2 separate regions of the Homo sapiens genome follow, and region 2 is linked to region 1. A link is an interaction called in ENCODE POLR2A ChIA-PET data of the cell type or tissue named here. Cell type or tissue: PC-3. All regions are shown on one strand. Each heading gives the region's core, and the rest is flanking DNA. Links, peaks and the distances in the headings are about the cores only. Region 1 overlaps SMAP2 (small ArfGAP2). Region 2 overlaps ZMPSTE24 (zinc metallopeptidase STE24).

Region 1 (11,422 bases), core at 1,384-9,383:
CAGGCGTGTGCCACGGGGCCCAGCCATTTTTTCGAATATTTTCAATCTGCAGTTGTTTGAATCCACAGATGCAGAACCCATTTCTAATGGAGGGCTGACTATACCTTTCTGATGACCTAAATATTTGTGTCCACTATTGGGACACTCCTTTCTTAGTGTCAAGGTTTGTGAGAAATTGAGGGCTGTTTGATGGGCAAAGATTTATTTATTTATTTACTGGCTTATCTACAATTGAGACAGGGTCTCACTATGTTTCTCAGGCTAGTTCTAACTCCTGGGCTGAAGCAGTCCTCCCATCTCAGCCTCCCAGAGTGCTGGGATTACAGGTGTGACACACCATACCCGGCAGAGCAAAGAGTTAAGAGTACAAGACATTTGATCATCTTGAGGAGTATTTACTTCAGACTGAAACACCACATGAAATTCTAGAGTCCAACAGAAAGTGTAATAATTTTTTGCTTTTCCCTTCTTCTGCTACATCCTATCTCTGAAATGTTTCACCCCACCCAACCACTGCCTCTGTTCCAACTCCTATATTTTTAAATCTACATTTAAATGTACTTTTTGAAAAAGGTAGCACTTTCATGTAGTTCAAAATCCAAAAGGTCCAAAGGGGAATATGTACGGTATAAAATCATTCTGCTGTCCCTCATCTCTGAGCCACCATTTTCACTCCGTGGAAGTAACAATTGTTGGCAATTTCTTTTCTTTTCTTTTCTTTTTTTTTTTTTTTGAGACAGAGTTTCGCTCTTGTTGCCCAGGCTGGCGTGCGATGGCAAGATCTTGGTTCACTGCAACCTCTCCCTCCTGGGTTCAAGTGATTCTCCTGCCTCAGCCTCTCGAGTAGCTGGGCGCCCACCACCACGCCCAGCTAATATTTGTATTTTTAGTAGAGATGGGGTTTCACCATGTTGGTCAGGCTGGCCTCGAACTCCTGGCCTCGGGTGATCCACCAACCTCAGCCTCCCAAAGTGCTTGGATTACAGGTGTGAGCCACCACACCTAGCCCATTGTCGGCAATTTCTTACGTGACTTTTAAGAGATAATGTATGCATAGACAAACAATTACATTTAAATATATTCCTTTGCAGTGCTTTTATGCAAATGGTAGCATATTACCCACAGCTCTTGACATCTGTATTTTTCAATCAACAGAACATGGAGAGCATACACTTTCCATGCACATTGAGGAGTGCTTTGTTCTTTGAAGGTATTTTCTAAGGCTGTGACCAAGTTATCTTGACTAAGTAGAAAGCTATTCTTAAATGATTTGGAAGACACTGTTGTCTCTCTTTTTTTTTTTTTTTTTTTTTTTTGAGGCGGAGTCTTGCTATGTACAGTGGTGCAGTCTTGGCTCACTGCAAACTCCCCCTCCCGGGTTCAAGTTCTCCTGCCTCAGCCTCCTGAGTAGCAGGGATTACAGGCACCTGACTAATTTTTATATTTTTAGCAGAGAGAAGGTTTCACCATGTTGTCCAGGCTGGTCTGGAACTCCTGACCTCAAGTGATCTGCCCACCTTGGCCTCCCAAAATGCTGGGATTACAGGCATGAGCCACCATGCCCAGCAGACACTGCTCTCTTTGAAGGCATCTTAGAAAGTGTCCTAGGCCCATAGACACATATAAGCCTACTGTTAAGATGGCAGAGAGGCAGAGTAATGGAAGAGTCTGTAGACTTGGTATTGGAACAGCCAGTTAAATTCCTTTACTTTGCTTATTGCAGCTTGGTGACCTGATTCCACATACCACCTAACTTTCTCAGTTTAGTTTTCCTAGTTTGAAAAATGAAAGTGCCTTGTAAACTAATGTGTTACACAAATGTCTGCATTATTTACTTTTACCATTGCTAATCATAAATTTTTTAATCTTGATTTTATTAGTTTTACTTTTGACTTTATTCCCTTTTAAGATAGTCTGGTTACTGGGAGCCACAGTTAGAATGACTCACCCAGTAATTCCCTAGTCTTTAAGCCAAAACCATTTCCTATATATGGAGTTCTGGCATTTTTGCAAATGTGCTTTATGGTACCCTTGAGGATGGTCTCTGGATGTTTCCCGATTTCAAACTTGTATGAAAGATTAGACCAGGGAATTTCTTTGTGTAGAAATTTTCTCATAGTTGTCTTAAGTTTTAACTCATGTACATTAATCTTTAGCTTTGCTTTACATTTGTTTTCTGTTGATAGCCAAGTCATTGCTTGTTAAATATTCCTTAGAAATGAACTTTCCTATCAATTTAAAATTATTTTAGCTGTATCTGTGGCACTTTTTTTTTTTCTCTTTTGAGATGGAGTCTCGCTCTGTTGCCCAGGCTGGAGTGCAGTGGTGTGGTCTTGGCTCACTGCAACCTCCACTTCCCGGGTTCAAGCCATTCTCCTGCCTCAGCCTCCCGAGTGGCTGGGATTAGAGACGCCTGCCACCACACCTGGCTAATATTTTGTATTTTTAGTAGAGAGGGGTTTCATCATGTTGGCCAGGCTGGTCTCGAACTCCTGACCTCAGGTGATCGCCCACCTTAGCCTCCCAAAGTGCTGGGATTATAGGTGTGAGCCGCCGCACCCAGCCTGTGGTACCTTTTAAAAAGTAAAAAATTCAATGGCGTGAAACAACAGAAGGAGTTCTGCTTCCATTTCTAGTTGTTAAACGCCTTTCTCTAGCCAAGATCACATATATTTCTGGTTTTTTATAGCTAGTGCACTATAACTCTGACAGTCATGGTTAGATTGATAGTTTTACTGAAAGTAATTTATCAAAATCCCCATTAGATTGTCTTTTAATGTCAACATATTAAACCTGTTCCCTGAGAGATACTTTCCTATTTGTTCTCCTTGCCCTTTAAATATCATTTGGTGCCAGTGAGATGAAGAATAGAAAATGTATATCTTTTAGGGGAACTTCGCAAGCCTGAGATCCCCCACTACATATAGTCATTCAGAAAATGTTTCTTAAGCACTTACTACCTACTTTTTCTCAGACATTGTACCGGGACATATAGATTAAAAGAAAGAGTCTTTAGTCTCAAGGATTTTACAGTCTAATGGGGAAGCAGATGTGTACAAATATAAATGATGCAATACAGAAATTATTGTGGCATGGTATACAGGGAGAAATGAAAGCATTGAAGAAGGCAAAGAAGTCTTCCTCGGGAAGTCATGGCTTCAAAGAGAAAAGTAGGCTGTGTCTTAAAGGATAAGTATGACTTTGCCAAGCTAATTTAGGGAACTTTGTATTCTAGGAAGAGGGAACAGAATGTGCAAAGCCTCGAAGGTGCACTGTTTTGTGTGTGTGTGTGTGCGTGTGGGGATTCTTTAGTATATTTTGACTGCATGTTGAGGAGTGATGAGGAGTAGAGTTTGACAGGTAGTCAGGATACTGTAAGGTTAAAACCTGAGCTCTGTGGTTGACTTGCTTCGTGGCATTGAGATTTTGAATATGCACTGTGCTTTAGACTTCCTGTTGTGTAAGAAGCCCATAGTATTGTAGGTCCACCTGCTATTCACATGGGGTTATAAATATTGCAGGCATGAAACGCTTCCTGATCGCTGAATAGTAAGAAAGGTCTGAGCATGGTGCCGATTAAATTCTCCATTGAAATGTACCTTTGTGGGTACATTAAATTATTTTAGCATAAGTCTAGTGAAGTGCCAGCAGTAGATACTATGTTATTTCTGGAGCTCTTGATGTTGATTTTTGAGGCTGAACATGCTCTTAGCCTCAAGCAGGTCATATTTGGAATACCTGATGTGTGCTCCTGGTTGCTCAGTGCTTAGGATGCATAAACAGGTAGCTGCAGTCTCATCTCTCAGTATATATACTTTTCAGCAAATCTTTTTTTTCTAGATAAATTGGAAAACTACCTTTTTTCTGCATTTTTCATCTGATGTCATTATGGTATGTAGGTGGCAGCTTTCTTGGGCACAGTTGTCTATATAACTGTTCATCACATGAGTCATTGTCTGTTTCTGTTCTTCTGCCTGAAAATTCCATCTTGGAAATCGTGTCATGCAATCGGTGACTGCGACATTCTACTTGTTATGTACACTGCCACTGGCTTTGTATGTTATGTTGATGGACTCTACCTGTGCTACAGTGAAGGGATAAAGTGACTTATTAAATTGAGTCAGACTCAGTTCCTCCAAATGGTATTTCCTGTAAAAATGATGCCAAGCAAGATTCTGCATAAAACATGCATATGCTTTACACTGTAAGCATACAGTGCCTACCTTTTGTTATTGTGTCTGCTTAAATCCTTACCACAGTTGTACTCCTGTTTGATCAAGTGGCCAGTTTAACTAGATACTAGCTTTGAAGAAGTTCTGTATTGGCCCCTGGAATGTGACAGTTCATACCACATTGAAAAGGTAAGAACCAAGTCTTTGTAGAGTAGAACACCTTAAAGTTAATCCACTTTTACCAAATTCCTCTATTGTTAAAGCAACAGTCCTATATTGGCTAATTTTTAAAATCATAATGTGCCACACTTTACACATCCCTAGAATGTAAGCTAGGGGGCAGGGGCCTATGCCTGTTTTGTTCACTGTAGTGTTCCCAGCACCTAGAACAGTGCTTGGCACAGACCAGGCTCTCAGTAAATATTTGTTTGAATGCATGAATTGATTTTATCATCTGTAAATGTTTTGTTTCATATTAGAAGAGACCTTTTCTAGGTTATCTGAATAATTGTTTTAATTCTTAGGAAAGCTATTAATTTTCTGAAAAATAAGTTTTAAAATATGTTTGGAAGGCCCTATGTCAGTCAAGGACCAGTCAGAGGAACAGAAGCCACTGTTGGTCTTATAAGCAGAGGGAATTTAAAATAGGGAGTAGGTTACAAGGCTGCTAGAAGAGCCAAGAAGCTGAACAGGGGCTGGTGAGGCACCCATTCGATTAGCAATGCCTGGGAACTACTATGCCTGCAAGGAAAATAGTGCACTGGTGTCACCAAGGGCTGGAAGTCCGAGTGGTCTGGTGTGAGCGGAAGCATGGAAAGAGGAGCAGTCTGGTGGCAGCTGGAAGTAGGCCGAGTGAGAGAGCGTATTACCCTGGCTGCTCCCTGCTCCTGCCTCTTATCCTCCTCAGTGCCTCCCATTGATGGAACTTATCCTGAAATCAGTTGGCAAAGGGAGCCTGGGAGATGTAGTTCCCTGTGATCAAGCGGAGCAAGGGAGGGATCCCAGCGCAAACAGGCAAAGACACAAAGGCACTGAATTCTCCAAGATGTAATTTCTTTCCCCTTATAGTATTTGAATTATTTTGGACAAGAGAACGGAAGGGTTTTCCGGCAGATATAACATTGCGTGCTTCTAAAGGATCTTGACTGTTGCTGAAACAATTATTAGTCCCAGGAAGTAATGTAACAACTCAGTCATAGTTTATATACTTAGGGGGTATGACTAGGCAAATTGGCTCCTGTATTGAATATGTATTTGACTGTTGGCTGCTGCCAGGAGCAACTTATCGTTTGGTTACTCAGAAAATAAGTTCCCACCCTGTCAATTCTGGGAAGTCTTAGGTATGGTGTATCCACATTGAGTATATCTACAACTGGACAGCTTGAGTTAGTCACACAGAAGCCATACACAGAAAATGTTGAGGATTGCAGCGTTAAAACATGGTACAGCTCACTCTTTTTTTTTTCTTTCGTTTTTCTGGAGACAGAGTCTTGCTCTGTTGCCCAGGCTGGAGTGCTTTGATGCGATCTCAGCTCACTGCCTCCTCTGGCTCCCGGGTTCAAGTGATTCTCATGCCTCAGCCTTCCAAGTAGCTGGGATTATAGGTGTGTACCTCCATGCCCAGCTAATTATTTGTATTTTTAGTAGACACAGGGTCTCACCACATTGGCCAGGCTGGTCTCAAACTCCTGGCCTCAAGTGAGCTACCTACCCTCCTTGGCCTCCCAAAGTGCTGGGATTGCAGATGTGAGCCACCAAGGCCGGGCCTCAGCTCAGTGTTTTCTTTACAGTTAAGGTAACTGCAGTGTGGCTGTTTTATCTTGTGCTGCATGTTAGTTTAACTAGTCTTATTGATTTGTTTGTTTTACCCCACAACTTCAGATAAGTTTGCACTGGGTGAGGGAGGCAAGATCACTGGGTCTGTTTTCTTCTACCCTGACCTGAAAAAAATATTTTGTCTTGTAAGGAATGTTGCTGCTGCTCCATTTAAGGGCAGAGCTTTCCAAGTTGTGGCTACTTGTTTTCTACGTGATTATAAAAGTGTCTAATGAGTTATATGAGACAAGTTCAGCCCTTTCTAGAAGTGCTTTTTTTGTCAATCAGGTCACCTGCATTTGGGCCCTTGCTATATTAATGGAATTGGTGGAACTAGGCCAGCAGAGTTTTCAGTGCAGTGTGAGTATGTTTGCTTTTAGGCTGTTACTTCCCACAGAGGCCACAGATAAAGGACTCTCGTTGTTTGAGTGAAGTTACCAACTGTAACAATTGCATAGGTTTCCTTGTTTCTTTCTTTTCTCCAAAAAACTCATTTCCTCTTGGCAGGTGTTACTATAATTCACAGGTGTAATGAAAATGTAATTTGGGATTTGAAAAAGCATATCAGACTGCTTCCCAGAGTACCAGTTCTTTTCAGCTGGTCCATTTCAACTTAAGAGGTCCATCTATGCATTTTTGAAGCTTCATATTTAATAAATATAATATTTCACTGCTGTGTTTGACTATTCCGTTTCCCACACTTTCTCCTTCCCTACCCCACTCTTCTGGATCCTGTGTTTCCCCACAGGCTTTGTGAATGCCGGTCCACTGATGGCTGAACTGCAGGTCTCTCCCCAGTGGAAAGCCCCAGAGATGAGCCAGATCTGCCTCAGCTGTGGCCATCCGTCAGCGTAAGGTTGCTCTGGTGGTCGTCTTCAGTTTGTCCAGCTCTTCCCCTTATCCCCCATCCTCCCTCATGTGTGGCTGAAGCTTGCCCTGGAATCCCACCTTTGTAGCATGTCACTCGGTAGTAGTAGAATTTTATTATTGTTGCTTTTTTTCATTTTCAATTAATGTTAAGTGATTCTCTGACAAATTTTGTTGACCATAGCCCTCTTTTCCCCTCAGTTCATAGATTTCCTATAGGAATTCTGGTTTGCTTTTAAATACATATAGAATACAGTTTATTTAAGTTCTGGATTTCATAAGCTTACTTGGAAAATACTTTTTTAAAAAAAACATTTCAGGTCAAAGCTTCCAAAAAGAAATTTCTTAATCTGAAACAATGAGAACTGGGTTCCTCAGGCCTCATGTCATTTCCCCTCACCCACAAATCAAATGTGTAATGCTCTCATTTTATGATGTATTGAAACAGTGAAGCAAATGCGAGAGGGAGAGAGACCTACTCTCAGCTGTAGCTGATAAGTGTGTCCTAGCATGGTGATTTGAGCAAATAGAGCACCTTTTCTTTTCCTTTTCTTCAAATAGCCATGCTGTCTTTTGCAGCAGTTGCTGGTGACGGAATACCATAAATCCCCAGGCCTCTACCACAGAGCTTACATCTTTAGATGTGGGTTTACATGTTAATCCTACAATGTTATTTCACCTCAGTGGTCTGAAGTGCGCACACAGTACATTTTGTTCTTTAACTTCCTCTTTTCTTGTCTAACTGGAAGTCCCCAAATGTGTGGATTTAGAAATGAGTTCTCTAGTGTTTCTAGTTTTGAGTTAAGGAAGTTTTGTCTTGATATTGTTTAGGTGGTTGTTTTTGTTCTGTGCCTTCAAAAATAATTTCTTACAGAATTTTCTGTGTGAACTGGTGACATCATATGCTGTAGTGTAAAGCTTGTAGAGAAGGGGGCATTGGTGTCTTTTTGTTGTTGTTGACACTTTATCACTCCTTATAACTGACACAAACCCTGAGAAGAGAAACAGGAAGGAAACTCCCTGTTCTTACCATGATGCTTTTGTTCAAAATAGCTGAAAACAGCAGAGCTGACGGAAACCAATTTGAGTGTGACAGCTGATTTGAGAAAGAATGAATTAAGAGATTCAGGCTCTTCTGCTATGTTGAAATCATTTTTACTGAAAGATTAGCTGTTTGGAACAGGGATTGACTTTGTCTCTCTGAAAGTAGGCATGAAGAGTTCGGTTAGAGGAACCGTTACAGATGGAGGAGAAACTTGAGGAAAGGTCTTTCCTGTAGTGTGACTACAGTATTAACATTCCCAGATTATATGAAAGAGAAAGGAAGCTTCATTAAATGAAACATTGGAATCAGGAAGACTCCGGCTTGGCTCCCTGAGCATTCTAACTTGTTCTGAGCCTAGTCTCGACAGAAGTAGCCTGACACAAGTGGCTCAGATCAAGGGTCCATATTACGGGCAGAGTAAAAATAGGTCCCAGTTTCATTAGACTTCTCATACATTTAAGGAAAAAAAGATTTGTTGCCATAGGAACAGACCAGTTGTTTTCTGTCTTGTGGGATTTTAGGAGCTGGGGAGATAGGAGGATCCCTGTGCTTATAATCTAAACATCAGTAAATGCTGGTTTTTTTTAAAACAACAACAACTTTATCTTTTATGATTCTGAAACCTATCCACGATAAAAATCATTGGAAAGTATGAAAAATATAATGATGCTGAAGGTATTTTTCATAATTCTTTTTTTTTTTTTTTTTTGGAGACAAGGTCTCTCGCTCCGTCGCCCAAGCTGGAGTACAGTGGCACGATCTCAGCTCACTGCAGCCTCTATCAGGCTTAAGCAGTTCTTCTGTCTCAGCCTTCATAGTAGCTGGGACTACAGGTGCACACCACCACGTCCAGCTAATTTTTGTATTTTTAGTACAGACAGGGTTTTGCCATGTTGCCCAGGCTAGTCTCGAACTCCTGAGCTCACATCATCTGCCTGCCTCGGCCTGCCGGAGTGCCAGGATTACAGGCATCAACCACCATGCCCGGCCTTATTTTTCATAATTCTTATCACCCATTTACTTGAGCTTATACCATAATGATTTTATATCATTCTTTTTTGCTTAACATTTATTATAAGCTTATTTCATGACATTAAAAACGTGTAAATACCTTTATTGTATCCCAGCATTGGAATATGTCATTATTATCTCTTGCCCAATTGTTAATATTTGAATTTTCAATTTTTTAACAATACAAATAAGGAAGTATAAATTTTTGTGTTGTTGTTAGAGTGATGGGTTATTTATGTGTTCAGATTTGAGTAGTCAAGTGGGCCCTCTAATTTAAAAAGTTACCAAGGGGATTCTCTGGGTTGAGCCCACGTAGAGATGGCTTTGCTATGGGCATTATCATTCTGAACTGCTTCATTGCAGTAGATGTCTGCTGAGGCAAGGAATGGGGAATTCGGGAGAACCCTGGTTTCCCCATAAGGGACCTAAGGAACATAAGGGACATAAGGAACAGCTTTATGGGTCATACCACAGCAAGATGGGCCGGCACTTTCACATTGAGAGGTGACAGCGTGCTGGCAGCCCTCACAGCCCTCGCTCGCTCTCGGTGCCTCCTCGGCCTTGGCACCCACTCTGGCCGCACTTGAGGAGCCCTTCAGCCCACTGCTGCACTGTGGGAGCCCCTTCCTGGGCTGGCCGAGGCCGGAGCTGGCTCCCTCGGCTTGCGGGGAGGTGTGGAGGGAGCCAGCTCCGGGAACCGGGGCTGTGTGCCGCACTTGTGGGCCAGCTGGAGTTCCGGGTGGGCATGGGCTTGGCGGGCCCCGCACTTGGAGCAGCCGGCCAGCCCTGCTGGCCCTGGGCAATGAGGGGCTTAGCACCTGGGCCAGCGGCTGCAGAGGGTGTGCTGGGTCCCCCAGCAGTGCCGGCCCACCGGCGCTGCGCTGGATTTCTCACCGGGCCTTAGCTGCCTTCCCACGGGGCAGGGCTCGGGACCTGCAGCCCGCCATGCCTGAGCCTCCCCCCACCTCTGTGGGCTCCTGTGCAGCCTGAGCCTCCCCAACGAGACCGCCCCCTGCTCCACGGCACCCGGTCCCATCAACCACCCAAGGGCTGAGGTGTGTGGGCGCACAGCGCGGGACTGGCGGGCAGCTCCACCTGCAGCCCCAGTGCGAGATCCACTGGATGAAGCCAGCTGGGCTCCTGAGTCTGGTGGGGCCTTGGAGAACCTTTATGTCTAGCTCAGGGATTGTAAATACACCAGTCGGCACTCTGTATCTAGCTCAAGGTTTGTAAACACACCAATCAGCACCCTGTGTCTAGCTCAGGGTTTGTGAATGCACCAATCGACACTCTGTATCTAGCTACTCTGGTGGGGACTTGGAGAACCTTTGTGTGGACACTCTGTATCTAGCTACTCTTGGTGGGGATTTGGAGAACCTTTGTGTCCACACTCTGTATCTAGCTAATCTGGTGGGGATGTGGAGAACCTTTGTGTCTAGCTCAGGGATTGTAAACGCACCAATCAGCACCCTGTCAAAACAGACCGCTCCGCTCTACCAATCAGCAGGATGTGATTGGATGGGGCCAGATAAGAGAATAAAAGCAGGCTGCCCGAGCCAGCAGTGGCAGCCTGTTCGGGTCCTCTTCCACAGTGTGGAAACTTTGTTCTTTTGCTCTTTGCAATAAATCTTACTGCTACTCACTCTTTGGGTCCACACTGCCTTTATGAGCTGCAACACTCACCGCGAAGGTCTGCAGCTTCACTCCTGAAGCCAGCGAGACCACGAACCCACCGGGAGGAACGAACAATTCCAGACGCGCTGCCTTAAGAGCTTTAACACTCACCGCGAGGGTCCACAGCTTCACTCCTGAGCCAGCGAGACCACGAACCCCACCAGAAGGAAGAAACTCCGAACACATCCGAACATCAGAAGGAACAAACTCCGGACACGCCGCCTTTAAGAACTGTAACACTCACTGCGAGGGTCCACGGCTTCATTCTTGAAGTCAGTGAAACCAAGAACCCACCAATTCCGGACACAACATTATATACCTGATGTGCGGAAATACCCTTGCGCCATTGACTAGCATCTTATGTTGTTCATACAGTCCTCATTCACTTAAACTTAGTCCTCTAAGGAGGTGGATTAGAGGTCCTACATTAGTAGAAAGGAGGTAACAGCTACTGCATTATTATTTTTTTTTTGAAGAAGGGCCCTCAGACTGGAGATGAGGACAGGGACTGTGTTTTCATGTCTATCTGCATACTTAATGCACGGTGTCTGGCACATAGTGTCTATGTCCCTATTATGAGCAGCATTATTCTGTTAATGTGTGTTCAGGTCATATGCTTTGTTTTGTTTTTTGATAGTCTTCCTCATACTGTTAGCCCAGATAGCTGAAGATCTGTGACACCAGGAAGCTGAGCAGGTGAATCTCATGGTTGCTTTGTGGTAATTGCTTCTTTGTGCCATTTCATTTCTGTGCTTCTGCCACCTGTGCTGCTTTGGAAGCTGGAGCTAGACATGAAGCGAATCCTCTGCCCTCTCAGTAGGAGGTTTTGGTGTGACAC
Region 2 (11,422 bases), core at 2,038-10,037, 120 kb before region 1:
GATCCAAATTATTAGAAACTGCACTTATTTCTTCAAGGTGATGGAAAATGGCAATGCTTCTAGAAGAGTTAAATTTTGGTATTTAGAAAAATTAATAAATGATTTGGAAAACAAAGTCTCATTGGCTTTGGGGATACACAGCTATTGCTATTAAGTAATCTTTTCAATAAAGACTTGGCTTTAGTTAATTTATCTGAGCATTGCTTCTGTTAGGGACATGTCACAAGTAGGAAATCATCCTTCAGAGACAGATGGAAGTAGAAGTGGTTAATTTAGACACTATTCTTTTTTTTTTTTTTTTAAATAGATGAAAGAGAGTTTACTTATGTATTTATATAATGGCCTTGGTCCAAAAAAGACTAAAGGGAGCTCAAAAAAGAATTATAGTAACTTTAAAAAATACATTAAACATATCCAAGATCTTAAATGTATCATTCTCCCCAAAAGCTAGTTGCTTCCAAACTTGACTTAATATTTTGCATGTTTTCCCTCCATTGCTTGGTAAGTGTATTTGCCTCTTCTTTCTGCAGTTGATGTCTGACGGCTGAGTTTTGCTGTTTTGTCAACTGACATTTCCCCTTCTGTTTCACCAGTTCCAGAGAATTGTTGAACAACTTAACAACACTACCTGAAGAAGTAATACTCAAGAGTTCTTGTTCTATACTGATTAATAGCTCCCATATTTTCTTCATCTCTGAAAAGTCTGAATTCTCTGTTTAATAATGACAAGGCAATTAGATGAGGTAGACACTATTCTCTTTCTGATGTTTGCTTCTTGGAAGTCCTTTGACTTTACCCACTACAGGGCCATAGTAAAATAATAGGAAAAGCATTTTCAATCTCCTTGGTTGTCCCTGGTAAATAGTGCCAGGAAAGATAGACAGTAGCTTGGTAATTATGGTTGGTGACCATAGGAATGGCTGTTTGTTCTAGGGGATGACAGAAATAGGGAGAATACATATATAAAGTGAGAGCTTTGTAATGTACTGTGGCTCAAACTAGAAGCAGTACTGATGGGCTAAGGTTGGGAACAGTAATAGTTAATAGTCGTCATGATTTTCACTTCATACATAGTTTTTATATGTATTGTTTGATGTTTACAACAGTGAAGTGGAAAGGATAGGCATTATTATTCCCTTCTTATGAATGAGGAAGCAAAGGCTTGGATAAATTAAAGGGTTTGCATGTTTAATTGCCAAGGGACATGCTAATAAGTAGGATAACTGGGTTTCAAACTCTGTTCTGCTGAGTCTTTAAAATGACATTGAAAAATCCATTCTTGAAACTCTAAAGACTGCAACATGAATGTGCTAAATTTATCTCTGGGGATTTTCTGGCTGCATTTATGCTTGGCAGGAAGAATATTTTGGGTAACTTTGAAACCTTGTTTTGTTTGGAAACAAGTTCATTAATTTCTATTTTGTGTTGATTAGAATTAATAGGTTTGTATGTTTTGGTCACAGAGATCAAGTGAGAAGATTAGCTTCGACTTTTTTTTTTTTTTTTTTTGCCGTAGTACTTTCTACCTGAGGGAACCTAAATAGAGTCATTGTGTGGCCATTTATGGTTGCCACTGTTCACATAAATATGACACTGCACCCAGACAGAAAATTCCAGCCTCTCTGAGACACTTTCTCTAATATCTCACAGATATCAATAAAGGGCCCACTGAAGAAATGGAATGGCTGGGGAGCAGAGTAGGTCAGGGTCGAAAAGTTTAAATTGTTGCTTCTCTAATTTTTGCATGTTTCTATGTGAGCAGTTTCACCTTCTTGAGCCTAAGTTTTCTCATCTTTAAAATGAGAAGTGGGCTGGGTACGGTGGCTCACGCCTGTATTCCCAGCACTTTGAGAGGCCGAGGTGGGGGCGGATTACCTGAGGTCAGAAGTTTGAGACCAGCCTGACCAACATGGCGAAACCCTGTCTCTACTAAAAATACAAAAATTAGCCTGGCGTGTTGGCACATGCCTGTAGTCGCAGCTACTCAGGAGGCTGAGACACAAGAATTGCTTGAACCCGGGAGGTGGAGGCTGCAGTGAGCTGAGATTGCAACACTGCACTCCAGCCTGGGTGACAGAGTGAGACTCCATCTCAAAAATAAATAAAAATAAAATAAGAAGTGTGTGGATGTTAAGCCATACCTTGTATGGTTTGTGGCAAGGACTAAGTGAGTGAGATAGCGTAAATGAAGCTCAATGCGTAGGAATTACTTAGTCATTGGGTTTCTTTGGACAAGTTACTTCAACCTCTCAGTTAAAGTAACCTTTCAGTTAAAGAGTTTCAGTTGCCTCATCTATTAAATAGAGATGATTATACCCTTTTCCCTGCCTGTTTTTCAAGACTGTAGTAGTGAAGCCAGGCATGATGACTCAATCCTGTAATCATAGCACTTCGAGAGGCTCAGGTGGGAGGATCACTTGAGCCCAGGAGTTTGAGACCAGCCTGGGAAACATAGTGATACCCCATCTTTGCAAAAAAATTTTTAAAAAATCAACTGAGTGTGGTGATGTGCACCTGCAGTTCTAGCTACTTGGAGGCTGAGGTGGGAGGGTTGCTGGAGCCCAGGAGATGGAGGCTGCAGTGAGCTGTGATCACACTGCTGTACCCCCGCCTGGTGACAGAGTGAGATCCTGTCTCAAAAAAAAAAAAAAAAAAAAAAAGAATGTAGTGAAATAATATATGTCAAAGCGCTGGAATTATTTTTTCTGGGATCATTAATTTTGCCATAGAACAACCCTGGGAGCATGCTTAGTGAAATTGTCAACATAGAGACATTGTACAGTTCACCATGCTTTGTTTTTCAGTCCCCAAAAGAAACTAAACATGCTTTGTTTTTCAGTCCCCAAAAGGTTTGCAGTATCAGTTTTCAAATGCATTTATAGATCATTCAGAATTCATATTAAAACTACCCTTGATGCTTATTTAAATACTGGACTTTTAATAATAGTTGCTGTGGCCTTTACTAAAAGCATTATAAGTCCTTAATTATACATTATTTATTAGTATTGGGAATTGGCTGAAAGAAATACCATCCCAGGTCAATTAGATCAACAACTACAGCATATGTCAGACAGTGGTACCAAAGCATGTCTTTTGGGAAAACAAGGTTTATGTCTAAGATTGAATTAGTTGTAGTAAAGTGGAAATACCTGGAGGTAGTGTTAGGGGAGCCTTTTGAAAAGCAATTTATTGGGGCTGAGTGCAGTAGCTCATGCCTGTAATCCCAGCACTTTGGGAGGCCACAGTGAGAGGACTGCTTGAGGCCAGCCTGGGCAACATAGTGAGACCCCATCTGTACAAAAAATTAAAATTAGCCAAGTATGGTGGTGCATACAGTCCTGGCTACTTGGGGGGCTGACATGGAAAGATCCTTTGAACCCAGGAGTTCAAAAATTCAGTAAGCTATGATCATAACACTGCTCCCTAGCCTGAGTGACAGAGTGAGACTCTGTCTCTTAAAAAAAGAAAACAATTTATTAAAGCAATGATTTTCAAACTTTAGTGTACATCAGGTTTACCTAGAAACTGCTGGGCCCCACTTCCAGCTTCTGATTTGGTACATCTGGGGTAGGGCCTGAGACTTTGCATTTCTAAGAAATTCCCAGATGCTGTTGCTGCTGTCCAGAGACCATATTTGAGACCCATGATATTAAACCAATCCAATGTACTGGTAACAGTCTAAAAGATGGATAGTTTAAAGTGTGGGTGAGATTGTGGGAAAACAGAAACACTGGAGTACTGCTGATGGGAGTGTAATTTGTTATAAACACTTTAGGAAATATCCTGATAATACCAAATAAAGTTGAAGTCCACCATGGATGGATCTAAGAAAATTTAGAATATAAAAAGCAAATCATAGACTGATAAGTATAATATGATGTCATTTATATACATTCTTTAAAAGCATACATAAATCACTATATTATTTGTAGATACATGTATGAAAATGGGAATTAGATTGGAAGGGTACCCATGAAATATGATAGTACCAAAACCCCTCAAACCATGAGGAACTATGTCTGAACCAGTGGGAATATTGTGCTTCTAGTCAAGGAATGTGATTGATCATTGTGTTCCTAAGCTGCTGTCCTACAGAGAGAAAAAATAAATTGATTCCTCTTGACAAATGAGTTCCACAAAGTTGTATGTGTTTTGGGCGGTAGAATTCTTAAACATGCATTCTTCTCAAATTTTGAGCTGCTTCCTAGCTCCTAATGTCCTGGTTATTTAGTGAATGTCTGTGTTCACTTTATCTGCCCAAGACCAAGACAAAGGGTGGTGCTGAGGAAGAGCCTTCTCCTGTGAAAGCCGGGCCCCTACCTCACCTCTTCCTGACCCAGCAAAGACACAGATAATCCCATTCTGTTCCCCAGTTTAGTAAGTGGACATGACTCTCCACTTCTGTGCTTTGTTCTGATGGAAAAGGACTATTTTCTTTCACAGAAAAGACAATTATGGAGCCATATTAATGTGGTTCAAATTCCATTTCTATCACTCATTAGCTGTTGGATTTCGAACAAGTTTTTTTTTTTTTTTTTTTTTTTTTTGAGACAGGGTCTCATTCTGTCACCCAGGCTGGAGTGCAGGCACGATCATGGCCCACTGCAGCCTCGACATCCCAGGCTCAAGCAATCCTTCTACCTCAGCTCCCCCGAGTAGCTGGGACCACAGAATCATGCCACCATAATTGGCTCATTTTTGTATTTCTTGTAGGGACAGGTTTCACCATGTTGTCCAGGCTGGTCTCGAATTCCTGAGCACAAGCAATCTGCCTGCCTTGGCCTCCCAAAGTGCTGGGATTACAGGCATATGCTACCATACCCAGCTGTTTAACCTTTCTAAGTTTAGTTTGTGATTTTGTTGTGGTCTTTTGACAAAAGGTTTTTTTTTGTTTTGTTTTAGAACAGCTTTATTGAGATAATTCATGTACCATACAATTCATATACCATACAATTCATCCATATATAGTGTACAGACAAAAATGTTATATTAACCACCTAAATTTAGTATCTCAATGGTTAGTACTCATCTAAATGCATAATTTATGCTAAATGTGAAATAGGTCTATTTTTTAAAAAAATATTTTATTTTGTTATTTTATTTTATTTTATTTTATTTTATTTTATTTTATTTTATTTTATTTGAGACAGGGTCTCAGTTTATTGCCTTGCTGGAGTGCAGTGTCACAATCACGGCTCACTGGAGCCTTGACTTCCCAGGCTCAGGCAATCCTGTCACCTCAGTCCCCCAAGTAGCTGGGTCTACAGGTACGCACTATCAGGCCCAGCTAATTTTTAAATTTTTTGTAGAGATGGGGTCTCAACTCACCTTGTTGCCCAGGCTGGTCTTGAATTCCTGGCCTCAAGCGATGCTTCTGTCTCAGTCTCCCAAAGTGCTGGGATTACAGGCATGAGCCACCGTACTGGCCTCTTTTGTTTTTTTAATAGAGATGATTATTTTGTCCTTTCTTTCTTTATACCATGCTTTCTCATATGATAGTTTCTAGTACTGTTCAACTGTGATCAAAGTATGCTTTGTTTTATAGCTTATTCTTCTCTTTGGAGGAATACCTTATCTCTGGAGACTTTCTGGACGGTTCTGTGGTTATGCTGGCTTTGGACCAGAATATGAGGTATGTGATTCATTAGCATGTATTTGTCATGGTATTTCTTTTAGCTTGGCAGGCTTTCCACTAAAGTTAATTTTTTGGCTTCTGCCAATGTTAAGATTTGCCTCTCTGTTTGCATAGTCCTTGGTTACCCATGCTGTATTGGCATAACATTAGTTACAATAACAAATCCCAGAATATCACAGGCTTATTTGCAATGGTTTATTTCTCAATCACGTAATAGTCCAGTGTGAGTATTTTTAGTTATCAGGTGACTTTCTTCCATGTGGTAAGCCAAGAATCCAGGCTCTTTATCTTAGGGATTTGTCTGTATGATTTAAGGTACCTTTCATATAGTGCCTGTGTAATAAAAAAGGAATTGTTTTGTTTCTCATTTACTTCTCTCAAAAGTAAACTTTTTTGAAGGCAGGGATGATATTTCAGACCTTATGTTATCCATAGAATCAAGCATATTGCTTGGGATGTAGTAAGTAAGTGCTCAGCAAATACTTGTTGATTTGTTTGCCAGTAGTTCATAAAAACTGGATTTTTGTTTTTTCTTTTGTTTAGATCACTCAGTCCCTGGTGTTTCTGCTGTTGGCTACACTTTTCAGTGCATTGACTGGTTTGCCATGGAGTCTTTATAATACTTTTGTGATAGAAGAAAAACATGGCTTCAATCAACAGGTATAATAAAGAATACAAATGTTCTCTTTTAAATGTGAAAAACTTCTGTGCTTTTGTCCTGTACTGTTTATAATTTAAACATAATTTACTATTTCAGAGTATGAATTGAGAAAAAAGGGAACTACAGATATGGTAAAGATCATAGCTGAAAGTCTTGGGGGCCGCGGTGGCTCTGGCCAGTTGCCCTGGCACTCGGGGAGGCAAGGCTACATGTTCGAGGCCAACCTGGTCAACACTGATTTTAAAAAAAAAATACTTAAGGCCAGGCCCAGTGGCTCATGCCTGTAATCCCAGCACTTTGGGAGGCTGAGGCGGGTGGATCCCAAGGTCAGGAGATCGAGGCCATCCTGGCTAACACCGTGAAACCCGTCTCTACTGAAAATACAAAAAATTAGCCGGGCTTGGTGGTGGGCGCCTGTAGTCCCAGCTACTCGAGAGGCTGAGGCAGGAGAATGGCGTGAACCCGGGAGGCAGAGCTTGCAGTGAGCTGAGATCTCGCCACTGCACTCCAGCCTGGGTGACAGCAAGACTCCGTCTCAAAAAAAAAAAAAAAAAAAAAAAAGAAAGAAAAAAAGTCTTGACTGGGTACAGTGGCTCACGCCTGTAATCCCAACACTTTGGGAGGCTAAGGCGGGAGGATCACTTGAGTTCAGGAGTTCAAGACCAGCTTGGATAGTATAGTGAGACTTCATCTCTACAAAAAAATTCTAAAAGCCAGTTGTGGTGGCATGCACCTGAAGTCCCAGCTACTTGGGAGGCTAAAGCAGGAGGATTGCTTGAGCCCAGGAGGTTGAGGCTACGGTGAGCCATCATTGTGCCACTGTACTCCAACCTGGGCAACAGAGCCAGACCTGTCTCTTAAAAAAAAAAAAGAAATTTATGTTATAAACTCCTTTAGCACTAATATCTATTGTTTTTCAGCTACTAATCATTTGTTTGTTTGCGACAGGGTCTCGTTCTGTCACCTAGGCTGGAGTGCAGTGGCAGGATCATGGCTCACTGTAGCCACGACCTTCCAGATTCAAGCAATCCTCCCACCTCAGCCTGCCTAGTATCTGGGACTATAGATGAATTATACTACACTGGGTTAATTTTTTTATTATTATTTTTAGTAGTGACAGGGTCTCACTATGTTGCCCAGGCTGGCCTGGAACTACTGGGCTCAAGCAATCCTCCCATCTAGGCCTTCCAAAGTGCTGGAATTACAGTTGTGAGCCACTGCACTCGTCCTCAGTTAATAAGGTTTAAATGAATTTTCAGCTGTAAAATGCAAGACATTTACCCATTGTCTTAAGCTGCCTAATGTCATATAATATAGTTTCACTGCATGTTAATTTTAAAAATTGCTTTAATAATGTATCCTTTGTATTTATTTATCAGTTATTTTAAAAAGCAGAACCAGTTTCTCAGTTTCTTGTGGTAATGTTTTCTTTTTGCAGACTTTGGGGTTCTTCATGAAAGATGCAATCAAGAAATTTGTTGTGACTCAGTGTATTTTGTTGCCTGTGTCTTCACTTCTACTTTACATTATTAAAATTGGGGGTGACTATTTTTTTATTTATGCCTGGCTGTTCACATTAGTTGTGTCTCTGGTGAGTAAAATCTTTATTTCGTTTTCTTTTGCAAAAGTTCCTTGGTGAGATTACTGTAATCTTCATTGGCATGTAAACAGTTCTTAAGAAGCAGCTGAAATATAAATAGGTGCTTATATACATTTCCCCCTTGGTTTCTGCTTTTGATTGTAGACACAGGAGTATTGACTGACCATAAATTTCCTTCTCCTTATGCTAACTCTTCAGGTCATAGAAACTAGTTGTTAGTCACTTTTAATGATTCAGTTGTCAGGCAGTTTTGGGTTGTGCATTTGCGAGTTGCCACCAGAATGACTAAGTGTGATAATTTAATGACTCCTGACTGACCTCCACTGCCTAAAATCATGGTTATTTTGAAGAGAAATGAGATTTAAGAGGGACAAGAGAAAGAAAGCATATACTTAACTGGCTTTCTTCTGCTTCCCTTCCCTTGCCTTTCCCTTCCACGTTAGACACTCTCTCCCTTCTTTGCCCCATCTGCTTCCCCTTCCCCTTCTATCTTTTACCCATTCTTCTTCCTTTCCTTCTCCTGTCTTCCCTTTTCTCCCCAACTGCCACCTATTCCTGCCTCTCTTCTCCTTTCCTTTTCCCTCTCACTCTTTTCCCCCTGATTTTTCCCTCCCTCACATCTCCTATTCCTCTTCTCTTTCCATACTCTCAAGTGCTTCACAACACAAACACTACAACGCAGTCAAAATGGTCTGTTCAGGGCCAGGCACAGTGGCTTATGCCTGTAATCCTGGCACTTTGGGAAGCCAAGGTGGGAGGATTGCTTAAGCCCAAGAGTTTAAGACCAGCCTGGGTAACACAGTGAGACTCTGTCTCTACAAATAATAATTTTTAAAAAACCCAAATGAAAAAACCCAAAGTGGTCTGTTCAGTGCACCCAGAAATTATCATCTATCAGCTCTTCAGCTCCACTGATGAGGTTTATTTTATTTTAGAGATAGGGCCTCCCTGTGTTGCCCAGGCTGGAGTACAGTGGCTATTTCACAGGCATGATCATAGTGCACTACAGCTTTGAGCTCCTGGGCTCAAGCAGTCCTCCTGCCTTGGCCTCCTGAGTAGCTGGGACTACAGGTGTGTGACACCATGCCCAAGCTGAGGTTTATTTTAGTCTGAATTACATAATGCTCATTGTTTCATTTTCCATTGATGGGATCAAGATCAGAAAATGGGCGCTAGTTGGATTTACAGGTATCTATTGTATGGCAAATTAAAGTAAGATGAAAAAGAGCAGAGAAAATGCTCTAAAAATGCTTAAGGAAGTGCTATTTCAACCACATTGTACAATTATGAACTACAGGTAATTAATTTTAGCTGATAAGCCAACCAAGTAACAGCACACAATCAAGTTCTACTAATTCTTTTTTGGGAAAGACTTCAGGTCTATTGTGATTACGCTAAAAGGTAGAACTGCGTGTTATGATTGACTCATGAAGCATCAGAAATCCCCAAGATAGTTTTGAAAGGACTATACTTATTACCACCTAGAGATTTTAATCACTGTTAGTAGCATTATCCTTTAAAATAAAATTCATAAGTTTACTCTGTTATCAGACTACTCATTTCAATTTAATTCATCAGACAGATATTATGCTCTTACTATCTGGTACTATTTGGGCCTGGGAATACCAGAGCAAGTAAGTTCCTTGTTCTCAAGTTTGAGGTCAACATAGTTGTTTTAATATAATTTAATCTGTATAATAAAGAATGTTTTTTCTTTAAGAACATGTTCATATGTTATTCTGACATTTACTTTTCAGGTTCTTGTCACAATCTATGCTGATTATATTGCCCCTTTATTTGACAAATTCACACCTCTGCCTGAGGGAAAGCTTAAAGAAGAAATTGAAGTAATGGCAAAGAGTATTGACTTTCCTTTGACGAAGGTGTATGTTGTGGAAGGTAAGGCTACCTGGGGATAAGAAAGTTTTATCCAAGTGGTTTGTTTTATTTGATACTTTATTCTTAAAATTTTAATAAAAGAATTAATCAGTTTTTGTTTTTTTCTTTTTAAAATTTGTTATTTAAAGGCTAGGAGTTTACCTTTTGGCTTTTTAAGATTTACAGAAATTGATAACATAGGCCAGGGATAGAAACTGGTGGCTTGATACCAAATCCTGCTCTTGTCTGCAGCTATGTTTGTTTGGTTTTACAGTATTGTTTTAAATTTTTGGCCAAGGCTTTTTCACTCTCTGTTATGTTATCTTATATATTAGACTGATTTATTCACTTCTGTTATCTGCCTAGTTCTTTTAGGTAGTTAAGTTGGACTCTTGAATAGTCAAATTCTGTTTAGTATTAGTTTGGAGGCTCTTAAACAAAGCCAGTGTTATTGGCCTTGTCTCCTCCAAGAAAATATCCAGTGTTCTGGAGGACTCACCTGAAGATTGATTACCAAAGACTGCAGTACCACTGAGTACTGCAGATTTGTTATACTCTGCTTTTTTGATGATTACTTTTGAGATTTAAGTGGTCTCTTGACCGTTACTCAAATCTTGACTTCCCATTAACACCCAGTCTATTACTTTCTTTGAGACTTTGGTAGTTGACTATTAAAGTCTCAAAGAAGACTACGGAGATGTAGAGAGAAACTGTTGTAAGGTTCTATGACTTTCAGAATTTATAAAGTCCATATAAATGAATGTAATAGTTCTGTTCCTGCCACTTACCAGTTATAGGATCTTGGACAAGTGACTTCACCCTTCTGGGTTTCAGTTGTATTTCCTCTAAGCTATGGTTTCACAAATGTTTTTTGTAAAGGGCTAGATAGTAAATATTTTAGCTTTGCGGGCCACTTGTTCTCTGTTGCAACTATTCAGTGCTACTATTATAGCGCAAAAGCAGCCATAGACAATACTAAACAAATGAGTGTGGCTGTGTTCCAATAAAACTTTATGAAAATAAATGGCAGATTGGATTTGGCCTGTGAGCTACAGTTTGCTGATCCCTGCTCTAAAATAAAATATTACCAGTGAGAAGCAGCAGTGTTAGATGAAGGAATAGAAGCAGAAACAATCACAGGGTTAGAGGAGAACAGAGATGGTCACAACTGAAAAGAATGAATCAACAGCAACTGGAAGAACATAGAAATTTCAGACATCTGGCTGGGCGCTGTGGCTCACGCCTGTAATCCCAGCACTTTGGGAGGCCAAGGCAGGCGGATCACCTGAGGTCAGGCGTTCGAGACCAGCCTGGCCAACATGGTGAAACCCTGTCTTTACTAAAATACAAAAAATTAGCTGGGCGTGGTGGTGCGTGCCTGTAATCCCAGCTACTTGGGAGGCTGAGGCAGGAGAATCGCTTGAACCTGGAGGTGGAGGTTGTGGTGAGCCAAGATCAAGCCATTGCACTCTAGCCTGGGCAACAAGAGCCAAATTCTGTCTAAAAAAAAAAAAAAAAAAAAAATATATATATATATATATATATATATATATATGTCAGACATTTAGTGGCTCCTGAGGATATACAGCCCAACTAAAGGCACGATTGGAGTAGCTTAAAAGTCTGTGGAGAAATGGTAGAATAAGCC

The links. Peaks named below come from ENCODE experiments on the same cell type or tissue, not always from the same donor. Only the 100,000 strongest peaks of a DNase experiment are listed, where the experiment ranks them.
Region 2: POLR2A ChIA-PET joins it to region 1 with 11 read pairs; 9 of 35 experiments call an interaction of 5 or more read pairs at or near these places.

Annotation. Positions count from the first base shown.
Region 1 is chr1:40,378,264-40,389,685 of GRCh38, forward strand. The region is part of intron 1 of SMAP2 (small ArfGAP2); the gene reads left to right. Among named protein-coding and RNA genes, the nearest start is that of SMAP2, 10 kb to the left of the region's middle. RefSeq lists an enhancer at 7,482-7,751. In PC-3, for the core only: CTCF peaks have their summits at 4,485 and 4,685; a DNase peak (open chromatin) is centred at 5,428; H3K4me3 peaks cover 3,528 bases; H3K27ac peaks cover 6,145 bases.
Region 2 is chr1:40,262,241-40,273,662 of GRCh38, forward strand. ZMPSTE24 (zinc metallopeptidase STE24) reads left to right here. Exons shown (of 10, transcript NM_005857.5): 3 at 5,546-5,632; 4 at 6,179-6,295; 5 at 7,735-7,887; 6 at 9,654-9,795. Among named protein-coding and RNA genes, the nearest start is that of ZMPSTE24, 9.7 kb to the left of the region's middle. RefSeq lists an enhancer at 10,350-10,449. In PC-3, for the core only: no CTCF peak of the experiment used is centred there; a DNase peak (open chromatin) is centred at 5,701; H3K27ac peaks cover 1,103 bases.